Linked DNA regions of Homo sapiens: region 1 is linked to region 2. A link is a loop called in an ENCODE intact Hi-C map of the cell type or tissue named here. Cell type or tissue: dorsolateral prefrontal cortex. All regions are shown on one strand.

The links. Hi-C counts contacts between places; a loop is a spot of excess contacts. Peaks named below come from ENCODE experiments on the same cell type or tissue, not always from the same donor. Only the 100,000 strongest peaks of a DNase experiment are listed, where the experiment ranks them.
Region 1: it touches region 2 in a loop (3-fold over the local background); 94 of 110 quality-filtered maps call a loop at or near these places.

Annotation. Positions count from the first base shown.
Region 1 is chr2:73,153,643-73,161,642 of GRCh38, reverse strand. No RefSeq gene overlaps it. Among named protein-coding and RNA genes, the nearest start is that of RAB11FIP5, 45 kb to the right of the region's middle. In dorsolateral prefrontal cortex, CTCF peaks have their summits at 4,654 and 4,853 (motif pointing right); a DNase peak (open chromatin) is centred at 4,832; H3K4me3 peaks cover 624 bases; H3K27me3 peaks cover 1,189 bases.
Region 2 is chr2:72,989,696-72,997,695 of GRCh38, reverse strand. All of the region lies in intron 9 of SFXN5 (sideroflexin 5), which reads left to right. Among named protein-coding and RNA genes, the nearest start is that of EMX1, 76 kb to the right of the region's middle. In dorsolateral prefrontal cortex, CTCF peaks have their summits at 4,232 and 4,436 (motif pointing left); DNase peaks (open chromatin) are centred at 4,385, 7,355 and 7,675; H3K27ac peaks cover 5,450 bases.

The DNA of each region.
Region 1 (8,000 bases), 160 kb before region 2:
TTTATGTGTGCCTGTGTATGTGTCTGAATGTGTATGTGTGAGAGAGAGTAAGAAAGAATGTCGTCTTTTTGGAGCTCTGATCAACTTCCTGCCCATGCTGTGAGACCAACATCCCAAAGCTGACTTAGCATCTTGTTACCCCCAAGAGCTGTTCCTCACCTGCCTGCCCCAGCTTTGTTTTTGGAGCTGCCATGCTGCTAGGAACCTGAAAGACTTTGTGTCCCTCATCCCATATTCATAAATGTACTGTTGTCCCTCTCTTCTACCACTAATTTGTCATCAAAAGTTCTCCTTCCCAAAATTTTTCCAATAATCAACCACCCTAGGGTTGGGCTGCTCTTAACAATACAGGATAACTTTTACTGACCATTTACTGTGTGCCAGGCACTGTTAAGAATTGCCAACCAGTTGTAAATTTCACACAAACTTACAAGAAATGTACTATTAGCACTTTATAGTGAAGATTTGGTAACACAGCTAAGGATGGACTCAGGATTTGGTCCCAAGCAGACTACAGCCTGTGTATGTGGCAATGCCCTTGCACCCTCTTACTCATTGAGATTGTCTTATAACAGGTTGTCTGGCCTTTAGACTTTACCAAATCTAACCTTCACTCCGCTCACAGATTGATCTTCCTAGAGCAGGGGTCTTCACCCCCAGGCCACTGACTGGTATGGGTCTGGTGGCCTGTTTGGAACCAGGCCACACAGCAGGAGGTGAGTGGTTGGCCAGTGAGCATCACCACCTAAGCTCTGCCTCCTGTCAGATAAGAGGCCTTGGATTCTCATAGGAGCGCGAGCCCTATTGTGAAGTGTGCATGCGAGGGATCTAGGTTGCTTGTTCCTTATGAGAATCTAATGCATGATGATCTGTCACTGTCTCCCATCACCTCCAGATGGAACCTTTTAGTTGCAGGAAAACAAGCTCAGGGCTCCCACTGATTCTACATTATGGTGAGTTGTATAATTATTTCATTATATATTGCAATGTAATAATAATAGAAATAAAATGCATAATAAATGTAACATGCTGGAATCATCCTGAAACCATCCCCCCTACCCTTCCATCCATGGAAAAATTGTCTTCCACGAAACTGGTCCCTGGTGCCAAAAGTTTGGGGACTGCTGGACTAGAGCACTGCTCTAATTACACAACTCTGATCAAAAGCCTTCACTGCTTCCAAGGAAAGCCCCGATGCCAGACTTGCCATTCAAGGCCCTCCATGCATGGGGCCCAACCTGCCCATCCTACCTCCCATGGGCACCCCACCCTCCAGCTGTCCTTGGTGTGACCCTCTCATTCTCGCATCTTCATCTCAGCTCATGCTGAGGAGTGCCATCACCCCTTGGCACCCCTCATCTTGGCGAGGCCAAATCCAATCCAGGCTTTGTGGTTCAGATGAATGCCGCTTCCTCCAGAAAGCCTCCACTTCACAAATAGTTGGCATAAAAAAGAAATACTGTCAATTTGTACCCCAAAACTTCTTTCCTCTCTCTTAACATGAATCCCATCCTCTGTGCTCCCACCCCAGCCATTCTTACCTTCTCAGAGGTCTCATTTTAGCAACTACGCTGGACTGAAACCAGTTTGGCCAAAATCAAGCTGAATAGCATAACAATTTTATTGATTTATTTATTTAGAGACGGAGTCTCATTCTGTCCCAGGCTGGAGTGCAGTGGTACGATCTCCATCACTGCAAACTCCGCCTCCTGAGTTCAAGCGATTCTCCTGCCTCAGCCTCCTGAGTAGCTGGGGTTACAGGTGCCCACCATCAAGCCCAGCTAGTTTTTGTATTTTTAGTAGAGATGGGGTTTCACCGTGTTGGCCAGGCTGGTCTCAAACTCCTGACCTCAGATGATCCACCCACCTCGGCCTCCCAAAGTGCTGGGATTACAGGCATGAGTGAGCCACTGCACCTGGCCAATTTTATTTTTTAAAAAGAAAATATTCCACAGTCATTTAAAATTTATTTACTTATTTCTGGATAGTTAATAGATTTACACTGTTAAAAATTCACTTTTTAAAAATTTTTTTGAGACAAGGTCTGGCTCTATTGCCCAGACTGGAGTGCAGTGGCACGATCTCAGCTCACTGCAACCTCTGCCTCCTAGGCTCAAGCCATCCTCCCACCTCAGCCTCCCGAGTAACTGGGACTTCAGGCATGCACCACCATGCCTGGCTAATTTCTGTATTTTTTGTAGAGATGGAGTTTTGCCATGCTGCCCAGGCTGGTCTTGAACTTATGAGCTCAAGCTATCTGCCCGCATCAGCCTCCCAAAAGAGCCACCTGCCCAGCCTCAGAAATCCTTAAGATAAAGTGAGTACAAAGTAAAATCCTCCCTTCTTCCCGTCTCCCAGCCACACAGTTCTTTTCCTCACAGGAACCAAATTTTATTAGTATCTTATGTATTTTCTCAGAGATCTTTTGTTGTGGTAGTTTTATTTTGTTTTGGTTTGGTTTGGTTTGGTTTGGTTTGGTTTGGTTTGGTTTTTGAGATGGAGTCTCTTGTCGTCCAGGCTGGAGTGCAGTGGCATGATCTCGGCTCACTGCAACCTCCGCCTCCCAGGTTCAAGCAATTCTCCTGCCTCATGTTGTGGTAGTTTTTAAATATCTCACATTTATTTGATACTCCTCCCTTCAGGAGATGGCACTTACTTCCACTCCCCTTGAGTTTGGGTTGGACTTAGTGACTTGCTAATAGAATAATCACACATAAACATTCTATTCTAGAATCTTCTAGAATAGAATATTCTATATTAGCAAATAGAATATAGTGGATGTGGTGGTGATACAGGCGTGAGCCACTGCCTCCGGCCTGGAATTCTGGTTGTTCTTTATGTAAGGTATTTTCTGACTTTTGCTGAAATGAGTATGTATTACTTCGTGATAGAAAAAAATGATAAAACATAAAAAAGAAAATATTTAAGATTATATCATTAGATATGTTTGTTCCAGTTAGTTACTTACTGTTAGAACATCATTTTGTAATAAATCTCATCTTGTTAGGCATTTATTTAGCCTAACCAATCCCTTATTGGACATGTAAGTAATTCCATCTTATCTTAAACCACATGACTTTTGCCCACATGTTAGACTAGCTATTCAATCACCCTTCTTTTGTCCTTCTTCTGCAACCTCCCTTCACAGGTTTTGGTTCCTTCCCATCTGCAATTAAACCCCCTCGGGTCTCTCCCATTAAAACAAACCACACCCCTCTTTGCCCCTTTCTCACTCCTAAACTCTGGTTCCACCTTTCTTGAACACTGGTCAACCTTTTGCCTTCCTCCATTGAGCAGAAGTGTTCTCCTGATCTCCTTGTGGCTAAGGTAACAGACACTTCTCAGGTCCCTTATTACTCAAGGACGCCATGCCATTGCTCCTTCCTGAAGCACTGTCTCTGGGTTTCCAGGTCACACACTCTCTCCCTACCTGTCTAACTGCTCCTCTGTGGGCTCCTGTGCTTCAGAGCCAGTGACCTTCAGGTTTGGCTCTGTTGTCCTCTCCTCACTCTACACTCCCTCTCTGGGGGCTGGCTCACCCCCATGGCTTCAGTGACCTCTGTCTGTCGAGGGCTCCCAACAGATCCCATCAGCTCCCTGCTGTCCCCCCTAGTGCTAACCTGAATAGCAGCCACCTAATGAGCCCCTCGCTGGGAAACACCCCACACACTCAGCTTGTCCCACGCAGGACCCATCATCGCACACCCCTAGCCTCACTCAATCTGTTCTTCCCTGTTCCCATCAGTTTCTCAGGCTAGAAGCTTGGGGGAGACTCCCCCCTCTTCCTCAGACTCCACACAGAGCCTGGCACTCAGGAGCAGTCAATAAATATTAACATTTATTTAGTGACTTTAATCAACCACCACATCCAGATGACTTTATCTTCTAAAAGGAGTCTGTTGGCCTCCTTCCACCATCTTCGCGTTTGTTACTTGTTTATCTCTCCATGAGGCTATGGGATCCATTTTAGAAGCGGCAGAGGTGTGAACCCAGGACACCTTAATGAGATGCTACGGGAGGCCGGGCGCGGTGGCTCTCGCCTGTAATCCCAGCACTTTGGGAGGCCGAGGTAGGTGGATCCCGAGGTCAGGAGATCGAGACCATCCTGGCTAACACGGTGAAACCCCGTCTCTACTAAAGCTACAAAAAAATTAGCCGGGCGCGGTGGCCGGCGCCTGTAGTCCCAGCTACTCGGGAGGCTGAGGCAGGAGAATGGTGTGAACCCGGGAGGTGGAGGTTGCAGTGAGCCCAGATTGCGCAACTGCACTCCAGCCTGGGCGATAGAGCAAGACTCCGTCAAAAAATAAAATAAAATAAAATAAGATGCTACGGGAGAATGAAATCCAGGCTGCTTTCAGGGCGTCGCGCTGCGGGACTTCACGCTGTCCCCCAGGCGTTCCCCCTTCCATCCAGGAGGAAGAGCGCCTTTTGAGTTGCACGTCCTCAGGGCTGCATCCGAAGGAGCAACTCTTTCTAAGCACCCGAAGGACAGGTGACAGCTGTCCACTCCCAGAGTCCAGGTCCGGCAGGCTGCACCCCCCTCACACTGGCTCAGTCTGACTGAGCCCAGGGGCGTGGGGGTCTTCTGCTTTCGGGAGGTACCCCTCAGGCTGTGAGCTAGGGGAGGGAGGGCCGTGCGTCTTGTGGATCAGTGGGGGCAGTGAGGTTGACCTGGGTCTGGGAAAGGAATGATGACCGACTTTCTCACTGCTCGCAGCCCGCAATGGGGGCGGCCTTCCTGGCTGGAGCCAAGCGACCTGATTTCTTGGAGAGAAGGAAGTCAGAACCCTGATCTGGCAGCGCCTCCGGGAGCCGAGCTGCTCACTGGAGTGGGAGTTCTGGGACAGCAGCAGAGGGCGCCCTCGGTTCATCACTGCGCCCTGCGGAAGTTGCCTGGTGGGGACTTGGGGGCGCACGTTCCAGTGGCAGCGGAACAGAGGGGTAGCGCCAGAAGACTGCAAGCCCCAGTCAGGAGACCAGGCAGGAGGCTGGAGCATGAGACCTGGTAGGAGGCAATCAGTGTTGTACAAAGACCGTGACAGCGGGGATGGAGCCGGGATAGGAGTTTGGATGTGATGGGAAAGTTCTGATAAGCCATTGCATGTGGGGAGCAACTGTGAGGGCCTGGGGAGCTGACTTCCACCTTTGTCTCCTGGATGACATCCAGAACTCGGATAGGAATACAGAAGAGGGGCCGTGTGGTGGCGGTCAGGGAAAGTGAGTAGGGTTTTGTGGAACGTGAGGTCCTGAGGACATCCTGTAGGAGATGTGTACTGGCAATTGATAAATAATTCTGGAGCTCTGGGGAAAGGTTGGGGTTAAATATGCAGATTTGGGATAATCATTTTGTGTGCAACCATGCAAGCTATGAAGTGGCTGAGAGTTCCCAGGTTTCGGGATAAAGGCAGGTCCAAGGCAGAAGCACTGGGGAGCATCAGCATGGGAGGGACTGGGGGTGTATATACCAGAGAGGTGGGAGAGAACCCAAGGGAGCGTGTGGTGAATGCAAGGGGCAGGAGAGTCTAAAAGTGGATGAAGCCGGGCGTGATGGCTCACGCCTGTAATCCCAGCACTTTGGGAGGCCAAGGTGGGTGGATCACTTGAGGTCAGGAATTAGAGACCAGCCTGGCAAACATGGCAAAACCCCGTATCTACTAAAAATACAAAAATTAGCTGGGTGTGGTGGCGGACACCTGTAGTCCCAGCTACTCAGGAGGCTGAGGCAGGAGTATCACTTGAACCTGGGAGGCAGAGGTTGCAGTGAGCCGAGATGGCACCACTGCACTCCAGCCTGGGTGACATAGCAAGACACCGTCTTAAAAAAAAAAAAAAAAAAAAAAATGTGTCCACTTGCCCGCCCTCTAAAGAAACTTTGCCAATCTGGTCCCAGGATCTTTTATCATGTATGGTCCAGAGTGGGAAAACAGACAAAATTAAGAGGCTGGAGGGAAGGTGGGGCCTTCAGCCAGAAAAACGAAGTTTATCTATACAATATAAACAGGTGTGTTGACGGGGTAGTTAGAGAAAGGAAGTCCATGTGGGGTGGGGCGGGGTCCCTGCATTGGGGCTTAAGTATGAGGGTTTCCAGAAGAGCTCTAGGGTAAAAGAGAACTGGGAGAGGGAAATCAAATGGGTCTTGAAAAGTGTGTTCTAGTGGAGTATAAGTTGAATTTCTTTTTGATTTCTGTTTGGAAGCCAAATAACACATATTTGAATAGGACTCTGTATCTATGTTGAACCACATAGGACCTCAGCTTTCAGTAGAATTCATTAAACTTTAGCAAGCTAGGATTAGAAAAAAACCTTAACATGACAAAGGGAAACAATCAGAAATCAATTGCATACTTAATGGTGAAATAGTGAAAGCATTCTCACAAAATCTAAGACCGACACATAAATGTCCACTGTCATTGCTATTATTCAACATTATACTGAAGGGTCTACTAAGACAACAAGACAAAAGAAAGTATACCTTCTGGGCCAGGCGCGGTGGCTCATGCCTGTAATCCCCCAGCACTTTGGGAGGCCAAAGCAGGGGATCACCTGAGGTCAGGAGTTCAAAACCAGCCTGGGTAACATGGCGAAAACCCATCTCTACTAAAAATACAAAAAATAGCTGGGCATGGTGGTGGGCACCTGTAATCCCAGCTACTTGGGAGGCTGAGTCAGGAGAATTGCTTGAACCCAGGAGGCAGAGGTTGCAGTGAGCCGAGATCGCACCACTGCACTCCAGTCTGGATGACAGAGCGAGACTCCATCTCAAAAAAAAAAAAAAAAAAAGTATACATTTGGAATTATTAACTGGAATTCACCCACTGGAAACTTTCCTTTATTAACTACTTGACCAAAACACAACTAAAAATATCATTATTTGCAGATGCTGTTACTGTACTATGTACCTAGAAAAGAGAGTTAACAGAAAAACTATTATAACTAACAAGATAATTAAGTGACCACATACAAGATTAACATATAAAAATCAACAGTTCTCCTACTTACCAGTAACAAGTGATTAAAAAACATCAAAAGTTCAAAAGATCAAAAATACCATAATTACTCAATACAGGCAACATTTGTTTACCTACATGTTACCAGTTGATTTGCTCACCATTCCTTCTTGAATCTCTGACATTCCTTCATTTTCCTTCTTCCTGAAGGAAGATCATTTTCCTTCTTCCTGAAGAATATTCCTTGGCAGTTCTTTAGGACAGGTTTATTGGTGCTAAATCAGTTTCTGTTTATCTGGATATGTCCTTAATTCACCTTATTCTTCAAAGTTGGTTTTGCTGAATATATGATTCTAGTGTGACAGTTATTTTCTCTTAGTCCTTTGACTTAGCCCTTTCTCTTAGTCCTGTATTATTCTGTTGTGTTCTGTTTTTGTTTTTTGTTTTGTTTTTGTTTTGCTCCTGAGACAGAGTCTCACTCTCTTGCCCAGGCTGGAGTACAATGGTGGGATCTTGGCTGGGATTACAGGTATGCACCACCACACTGGGTTAATTTTTGTATTTTTAGTAGAGACAGTGTTTCACCATGTTGGCCAGGTTAGTCTCAAGCTCCCAACCTCAGGTGATTTGCCTGCCTCAGCCTCCCAAAGTTCTGGGATTACAGACGTGAGCCACCATGCCTGGCCTATTCTATTATCTTCTGTTTTCTGCGCTTGCTGTTGAGAAAGTCAGTTCAATAGTTGTATCTTTATAGACGATACAACTTTTCTTTTTTTTTTTTTTTTTTTGAGATGGAGTCTTGCTCTATCGCCCAGGCTGGAGTGCAGTGGCGCGATCTCAGCTCACTGCAAGCTCCACCTCCCGGGTTCATGCCATTCTCCTGCCTCAACCTCCCAAGTAGCTGTGACTACAGGCGCCTGCCACCACGCCTGGCTAATTTTTTGTATTTTTAGTAGAGACGGGGTTTCACCATGTTAGCCGGGATGGTCTTATCTCCTGACCTCATGATCCACCCACCTCAGCCTCCCAAAGTGCTGGGATTGCAGGAGTGAG
Region 2 (8,000 bases):
ATCGCTTGAACCTGGGAGGCAGAAGTTGCAGTGAGCCGAGATCACGCCACTGCACTCCAGCCTGGGCGACAGAGTGAGACTCCATCTCCAGAAAAAAAAAAAATAAATAAATAATAAAAAATTTAAGAAATTAAAAAACCCCAAAACCATTCAGCTGGGCAAGCTGGTGTGCCCCTGTAATCCCAGCTACTCAGGAGGCTGAGTTGGGAGGATTGCTTATGGCCATGTTGGGCAGCATAGCAAGATCTTATCTCTAATGAAAAAGAAAACATTCACATATAATGAAGAATTCACATACAATAACCTTTTGGTAAAACCCCCTTTGCTCATCTTTCCAGTGCCATTAAGTAAATACTGTATAATAACTGTTCACGGCTGTATAATTACCCATTGTACCATACGCCACAATTTAATTCACCATTCTTCTAAAGGAGGGACTTGGGGTTGTCCTGAAATGGCCTCATTTATTTCACTCCCACATAGACCAAGTCATCTCCAAATAGCTGTGAAGTGGGATGTCCCATTTCATGCCCAAGATCTCTTTCCCAAATCCTTATGTCTTCACAAAAGCAAGAAGTGAGACATTCAGGTGGCTCACCAAGAGACTGCTGACCTGCCACCCAGCTTGTCCTGCAGCCCAGCAGGAGACTTCATTTGGGAGTCAGACAAATTGGGGGTCCCTGATACTGGGGACTTGGTGGGTGAAGGCCAAAGGCTCCCCTGAGTGGGAGAAAGAACTCTTGTCACCTCCTCCTTGTTCCTTGTGATGAGAGGAGCTGATGGTCTGCTTAGCTTAGCAGCTCAAAAATCCCCTTCCTTTTTTTGAGACTCAGGGGCAAGGTGAGAGGAGGAGGCTACATAGGGAAGGATGCTGAGTGGCCTTGAATGGAAAGGCCTGAGTGAAGGGGATCATTGTCCTGGTGGACTTCCTTCACCTGCAGGCCTGGGGCTCAGAGAACAAGAATCAGCTTCTCAGCCTGAGTAACATAGCAAAACCCCATCTCTACAAAAAATACAAAAAAAATTAGGTGTGGTGGTGCACACCTGTAGTCCCAGCTACCTGGGAGGCTGAGGTGGGAGAATCATTTGAGCCTGGAAGGTCGAGGCTGCAGTGAGCCACGATTGTGCCCCTGCACTCCAGACTGGGCGACAGAGCAAAACCCTGTCTCAAAAAAAAAAAAAAAAAAACAAAACTCAGCTTTTTCTGAGAGCTCCGAGCCCTCTGTGTGTCCAGTCCTCACTGCCCCACCTGAGGGACCATCAGCCGCTCCGTCCCAACCACTTGCCAGGGCAAACCTAGCACAGATTTGTGGGGTATGGGTTCTGAAGACAGAGTTACTGGGGGACTTGGAGCCCTCTGGGGTTCCCAGAGCTGAGCTCTTGCTGGGCAGGGGCTGGGGCCTCACGCGGGGCTGTGCCTGTGCTGGGGACTCCCTCCTTTCTCCTCCCTGTGAGCTCCAGCACCCCTCGAAAGGCTTTCCCCAACCATTCCAGCCCATAGCACTCTCCCTCCTCACAAGTCCTGGAAACTCCTGTCCTCCCCACTCACACTCAGTCGCACTGTGTCCCTGTCCCCTTAGTGTTCTGCAGTCTGAGCCTCATCCCCACTGGATTACAAGTTAACCAGGGACGGGCACCATGGCTTCTCCCCCATGGAGAGGAGCACAGGGCACTGCCCCATAAATACTTATTAATTAGGCCACTGATTGATCGCTGGCCTTGAGGCCCCTCCGATCTGCGAGTCCTAGTGGTGGCGGCGTCCCTCCGCCTGACGTCTTCACACAGTGAGCGTCTAACTCCGGCAGATGGAGTGGAGTTTCTGACTTGGAAAATCGGCAGCTTGCTTGCTTTTCTTTTGTGTGTGTAAGTCACAAAACCTCTGAAGAAAGAGGCTTTATTTTATTTTCCTTTCCCTTGTTCTCTGGAACCCCAGGTCCTACAGCCTCATTAACTGATCTCTGTTTCAATTAGTGACAAATCCCCTCCCAGGGCAAGCCTGTTAGGAGGAGATGACCTGCAAACAAGTGTCACGGCCCCAGTGGTTGGCCCAGCTCTGGCATTAATTAAAACGAGTCCCTACAAGCAGGCGGCATGGATGGGGGCCGACAGGCTGCAAGCAGGTCCTTGGGACAGAGGGCAAACTGGAGTGGAGGCCAGCCTCCTCTGGGGGCCCTGAAGAGCTCCCTGCCCCACTCAGAGGAGCCCTGACCTTGGCCAGCAACCCTGGAGTCAGGGATCCCCAGTTTGCATGCCCCCAAGTGAAGACTCCTGCTGGTTGCAGGACCACCAGGGTGGGATTAGCAGCCTCTTGGTGAACCTTCTAAATAGATTTGGCAATGTCTGGCTGCTTGCTTGAGAATAAAAAAGAAATCCCGTCTTAAGTTATTTTTGAAATCTAACAGTTTGCTGTCTTTTAACAAAGGAAGCCTCTCTCAATCCTCACTGTTTTTTAGTTCAAGAGTTTGCATTAAGCACTTCTGTGGGCGGCCCTCCCTGGGCCCCGGCTACACGAGGGTGAGAGGAAGTAAGAGACATTGACTCCCATCGGGGGACTGTGATGTGCGGGTACTTTGCAGGTGCTGGGGGCTTCAGGGACTGGTATATCTTTCAAGGCACTGAGAGGGGAAGCTAGAAGGCTCTGTGGTATAATCAGAATTATGATGAAGGTGACCCCAGGGTGTGGTGGGAGCAGGGAGGGGCCCCTACTTCACACAGGGCTGACTCGTAGGACAGAATGGAGAGAGCCAGGGGCAGGCAGGGTGGGTGTTCCAGAGAGAGGGCACCGTACAAGCAGAGGTGCACAGGAGAGCATGACCAACTCCGGGCTCAGAACAGGAGGGCGGCCACCGGGTAGGGAGTGATGGTGATCGTGAGTGGAGGAGGATCAGGGCCAGTCAAGAGGTGCCATGAGTGCCTTGCTCAGGTGGAAGGAGGCCATGCCTGGAGCCCTGCCTGGGCTCGGGAACCTGGGTGTCGCAGATGGTGCAGGTGGAAGTGGGCTGGAGGAGAAGGGGTGGGGCCACCCTCATGGACAAGGGGCCTGAATGAGGGTGGACGTGGGGCTGGAGAGGAAGACTCAGGGATGAAGTGCTGTGGGACCAGTCAGGAGCTGCCTGGGGGAGCCACATGATGAGAGGCACTTCACGCCCATTCCTCACACCCTTAGCTGTCCCCAGACCTCTTAGCTGGCTGAGGTCTTTCCCTGTTGGGGCAATGCTGAGCTCCATTCTCAAAGGTTCTGGGCCCTGGGGGGTCCCTTCTGTGTAGGATGCAGTGGCTGTTAACCTTCACTACCAGACACTGGCATAGAAGAAGGGGTTCCAGGGGATCCCTGTGCTGAACCCATACACCTTCCAGTTCCCATTGCTTACTGACAACTCTGTGTCCCTGGATAGTCAGACTGGAAAGTAGTCATGAGATTAGTAATAATGGCTAGCACTTCTGGAGTGCCTACAGCACGCCAGGCATTGTTTAGGTGTTCATCCTCATTTTACAGACGAGGATACTGAGGCATGGAGGTGAAGTAAGTGACAGGGCCTACCCAGGCTTAATCACACACAGAGACCCCTTTTTCCTTTTTCCTGCTGCACCCCCTGTGGCATAAGGAGGTGGGAGAAGCCGAGTGGTGTTCTCAGCTTCTAGGTTGGAGGAGCTATTACCGTGCCGCCTCCTGGCAGACAAGTCCTTCCCCAGGTACCCTGAGAGCAGTGGGGACTGGGAGACATTTTTTGAGAGGTTCTTTAGGTATAACAGAGTTCAACCCTCTGCTCACCTTCATACTTAGTTCCTGGGCCTGTGTTTTCTGGCTATAGTCAAGTCAGCGGCATATATTTGTCCCTGGCCCAGAGCATGCCCTGCCGCCTATAAGACAGGGCCTGGCTGGCTCTGTGGTGGAGGGTGTACCTCAGGCCCTTCTGTTCTTCTCCAGGCTGGAGAGAGGTAGGGGGACGACAGCACCTGGGAATCCTGGACCAGACTATTGTCTTGCTGTGTTCAGGGGGTGGCTTTGGGTTTGGAGGGTCCATCTCATGGACCCTGTAGAGAATCTGCAGTGTTCAGAAGCCTGCAGATGGTGATGCTGGCAGTGTGAGTCAGACACAGAAAGCAGCTCTGTGTCTTTTCTAGGTAGGACAAGTTGTTGCCCCCTCCCATGTAGAAGGGGTCTGATGTAATTGATTTCCCAGCAGCCCCCTGGCCCTTGTGGGGCATGGTTCAGGGGTCAGGATTGGTCACTGTTGCCAGCAAACAAGCCACTTGGTCACAGCTGGAGCAACTGATGTTTTAGCCTGTGCAGAGCTCTGTCCCAGCTACTTGGCTACTTTGCTGCTGACCCCATTGCCAAGCGGCAGGCTGGCTGGGGTTGGGGAACAATTGACCTCCATGGAGGGTCTTGGGTCCACTTGACTACCAATGTGTGCTACTAAGTGTGCCCTCTGGTGGATATTTTTGGTACTTCAGCAATTCCTTGACCTTCCCCCACCCTTGCCCCCGGTGCCCTCACAAACCCCTAACCTTGGTTACATTATTATCTACCACCCAAGAGGGGCCCTCCTTTTAGGCGTGCCCCTTACTCCATTGTTCTTCAGGGCTATTTGGACCCCCATAATGACTGATGCAATAGAGTCTGTAGACTGTCGTCTGAGTACCCCGCAGACAACCTGGTATTTCATGCTTCTGATCCTTGGCTGAGCCCTGCTCCCTTCCTAGCCTCCTATTCAGGGCTCAGGCAGGCATCCCCTTCCTCAGGAGCCTTCATGACCCTTGGGCCCACTCCCTCACGGCACCTCCTCATACAGGTAGCCAGAGCCTTGCAAGCAAGCCAGGCAGTCCCGCAGGGCCGTGTGGCTCCTCCAGTGTCACCGAAGGCTTTAAGCAAGTCGCCATGTTTTCAGACTTCACTCCGACTGCTGTAGAGAGCAGATGGATGGGGGCAAGAGTGGAAACAGGGGGCCTGGTTAGGAGGTGCACTGTCATCCAGGGACAGAGGCTGCGTGCTGAGTGTTGGGAGCAGGGAGAGCAAACAGCTGCATTCATGACATCCGGGAGATGCACCAGGGAGCCATGGTTACACGTGGGCCCCAGGAGGCTCCTGCCCAGAACGCTGTGAGGTCTCTGGCATGAGAAGCAGAGCTGGAAATGGGCGAGGAGGCTGGGGTGTGGGTGAGGAAGAACGAGACAACCTTCATTTGGGGTGCGAGAAGCTGGAGTGCCTAGAGCCCTTGGACACAGAGGCATCCTCCAGGCAATGGATATTCAGGCTGCAGTGGGGGCACAGATGCGGGGAGAGGGATGCAGGCATTCTTCCAGCCTCATCCAGTGTCTCCTTGCTGGCCTGTTGTTGGCCCGGAAAGCCCTTGGTACTTAAGGCTACAGCCACCAGCTGTGTAGCTCATGACACTAAAGATTTGGTGTCATGAAGCTCCCACCCCACCCATAGCTCCTGGTGCTGGTCAGCCCTGTTCCCATCTCCGTGGGGACTATCAGGAAGCCGGCCTTCCCTCCTTTTCCCCTGGTCTCCTGTCAGCTGCTCATGGCAAATTCACTGGCCCAGTAGCCAGACCTTGGAGATAGGTGGTCAAGAAGGCCTATTCCCTCCTTCAGGATGTTGCTGATGTCCTGTGGGGCCTGAGCCCTGGTTTTCCAAGAAGCCCTGTCTGCTGGCCATATAAGAAATTCTTGTGCAAAATCCACACCCTGTTTGTTTTCCCCATCTACCAAAATGGAGCTCCTGTTTGGTTAATTTCTATTTTGTGGCTTATTTGGATGCTGTTAAAACAGATCCTGGGGGACCCTCAGCAGTAATTGTTCCACATCTCATTATCTTTCCTGAACCCGATTATTAGCTCTGATTTTTCTGATCGCTAGCTGCTGTTTGTGATGAGCTGTGTGCCATTAATACCAGCTGGTTCCCTTAAACAGGACCCGCCGTGCCAGGGAAAAACGAGCTGGCATTCAGAGCCACCAGCCTCTTGGCTTTTTAATTTTAACGGGCTCTACCAAATGTTCAAGGCCAAAGGGCCCTGAGGAACCAGAACAGACGGGCTCCTAACCCCTGGTCTGCAGCCATCTTGGGTTCCTTCTCAGGCCGTGGCTGTCCTAGGTGCTGGGGCGGTAAGACCTGGGCTGGGGCCTGGGAAGGGGTGAGGGTAAGTGGCCATTTGCCTTTTCCGTGTCCACGCCCTCCCTGCCACTGGGCCCATCACTGGCAAGTGGGCACTGTGACCTCACTGACTCCTCATGAGCTCACAGCTACACACATGCCCAGGTCTCCTCCCTACTTTGCTGGTCCCCAGCCCCTTTCTTGGGCGCAGGCACGTTGGCCATGCTCTCAGAAACATATGTGTGCCGCACTATATGTCACCCCATCCATGCTGGGAGACCCTGGTGACTTTCAGGGAAGGAGAGGCCAGAAGAAACCTGGGACGAGGACACTGTTTTCTCTCTTCGTTCTTCCTCCCTACACTCTGGGCTGTGCCAGGCCTAGCCAGTGGGAAGAATGGCCGACCAGGGAGGGGGAGGCTTTGGAGAGGGGGAGGGAAATGTGATGGTCACCTTTCCTCCTTTCCCTCCCGCTGCTCTCCAGCCCTGCCTACCCCCAAGAGGCTGTCATGGGGAAGGGTCCCAGCCTCTCTGCTCACTTCCGTGAATGGCTCCTGTTCCCCGCCTCTTCCAGCACTTCCTATATCTTCTTAAATTGTCAAGCAGGATTTTGAACCCAGATCTTCTGACTTCTGGCTGCTGGGGGCAGGGATGGTTCAAGGGCCCTATCTTCCCTGCAGGAGCTGCCTTCTGTTTTCCACTCGTTAGGACCCCAGCCCCAAGGTGGCCATTGTCAGGGAGGTGCTTGCTATGCAGATGTGCCGTTCAAACGCCTGGAGATATTAAAGCATCCCTCCCTCAGGTGGAAGACAATGGGAAAGTCATAGCACCCTGGTTAGGAGCAAGGCTTTGGAATTAGCAGGCCCTGCGTTCAAATGCTAGCTTTACTTGCCTCATAATAGATGTCTATCCTTGAGCAAAGTTGTTTAACCTCTCTGGACCTGTCTCTATCTGTGAAAAGGGCCAACATGGTCTATCTAAAAGCCTTGTTGTGGGGATCTCATTAAGATATTTCATGTGAATATGTGCTGAGTGGCCTCACGTAGGAAGTGCTCACTGAGTTCTCCCGAGCCCCCCTCCTCTTCATTGCTACTGCCCGTCTGCGTGTCCTCCAGCTTCCTCCCACACTTTCTCTCAATGCACTTTTTTGGGGGTGAGGGAGGCCATTTCTGAGTCACTCGCTCCTGGACTTGATGAATTCTATTCATGTGGCGGGGGCAGCAGGGCCCAGTATGAGCCGGCAGCTCCCCAGCCCTGCCCACTGTACCACTGAAGTGTGTCCACGCCGTGATGCCCCTGGCTGCCTCCCAGCCTTCCCTCGAGCGAGCTGGGAGGACAAGGATTGGACTCTGAGGATCAGCCTGAGACTTAAGATGGAGGCTGTGTTCCCGAGAGCCCAGGGTGGGCATGCCAGGAAGTACTCTGGCTCCACGGAATGCTGCGCTGCCCCGGGGCTGGCGGACCAGCACTTCCTTGTCTTCCTGGGTCTCACAGTCGCAGCCTGGGCTGGGCTGTTTCTGCCTTGCTGCACCCTGCCCCAACAGCGGCAGGCGCCTGGCAGCCCTGGAGGCCTTCCCAAGGCTCTGCGTCCTCCCCAACCACCCACAACATTAAGGCCAGAGCCAGGCCTGAGGGCACAGGGTGGGCTGCTGAGCCGCCAGGCGTGCCAGACCTCAGAGCAGGCTGCCCCGGCCCGTCAGGCCAGGAGTCCTGCCACGGCTCCTCCCACGCTTCCCAGAAAAGACAGCACAGGGGCTGGCTTTGGCCTCTGTCTGGGGAAGCAGAGGCCTCTGCAACCCAACTCCTTTTCTGGTTTCATGCATCTTGTCTTTTCTCTCTCCAGGCCTGCACTTGTATGCATTTCTCCACCAGAAAGTCCTTTTCCTCTGCCTAGCCCAACC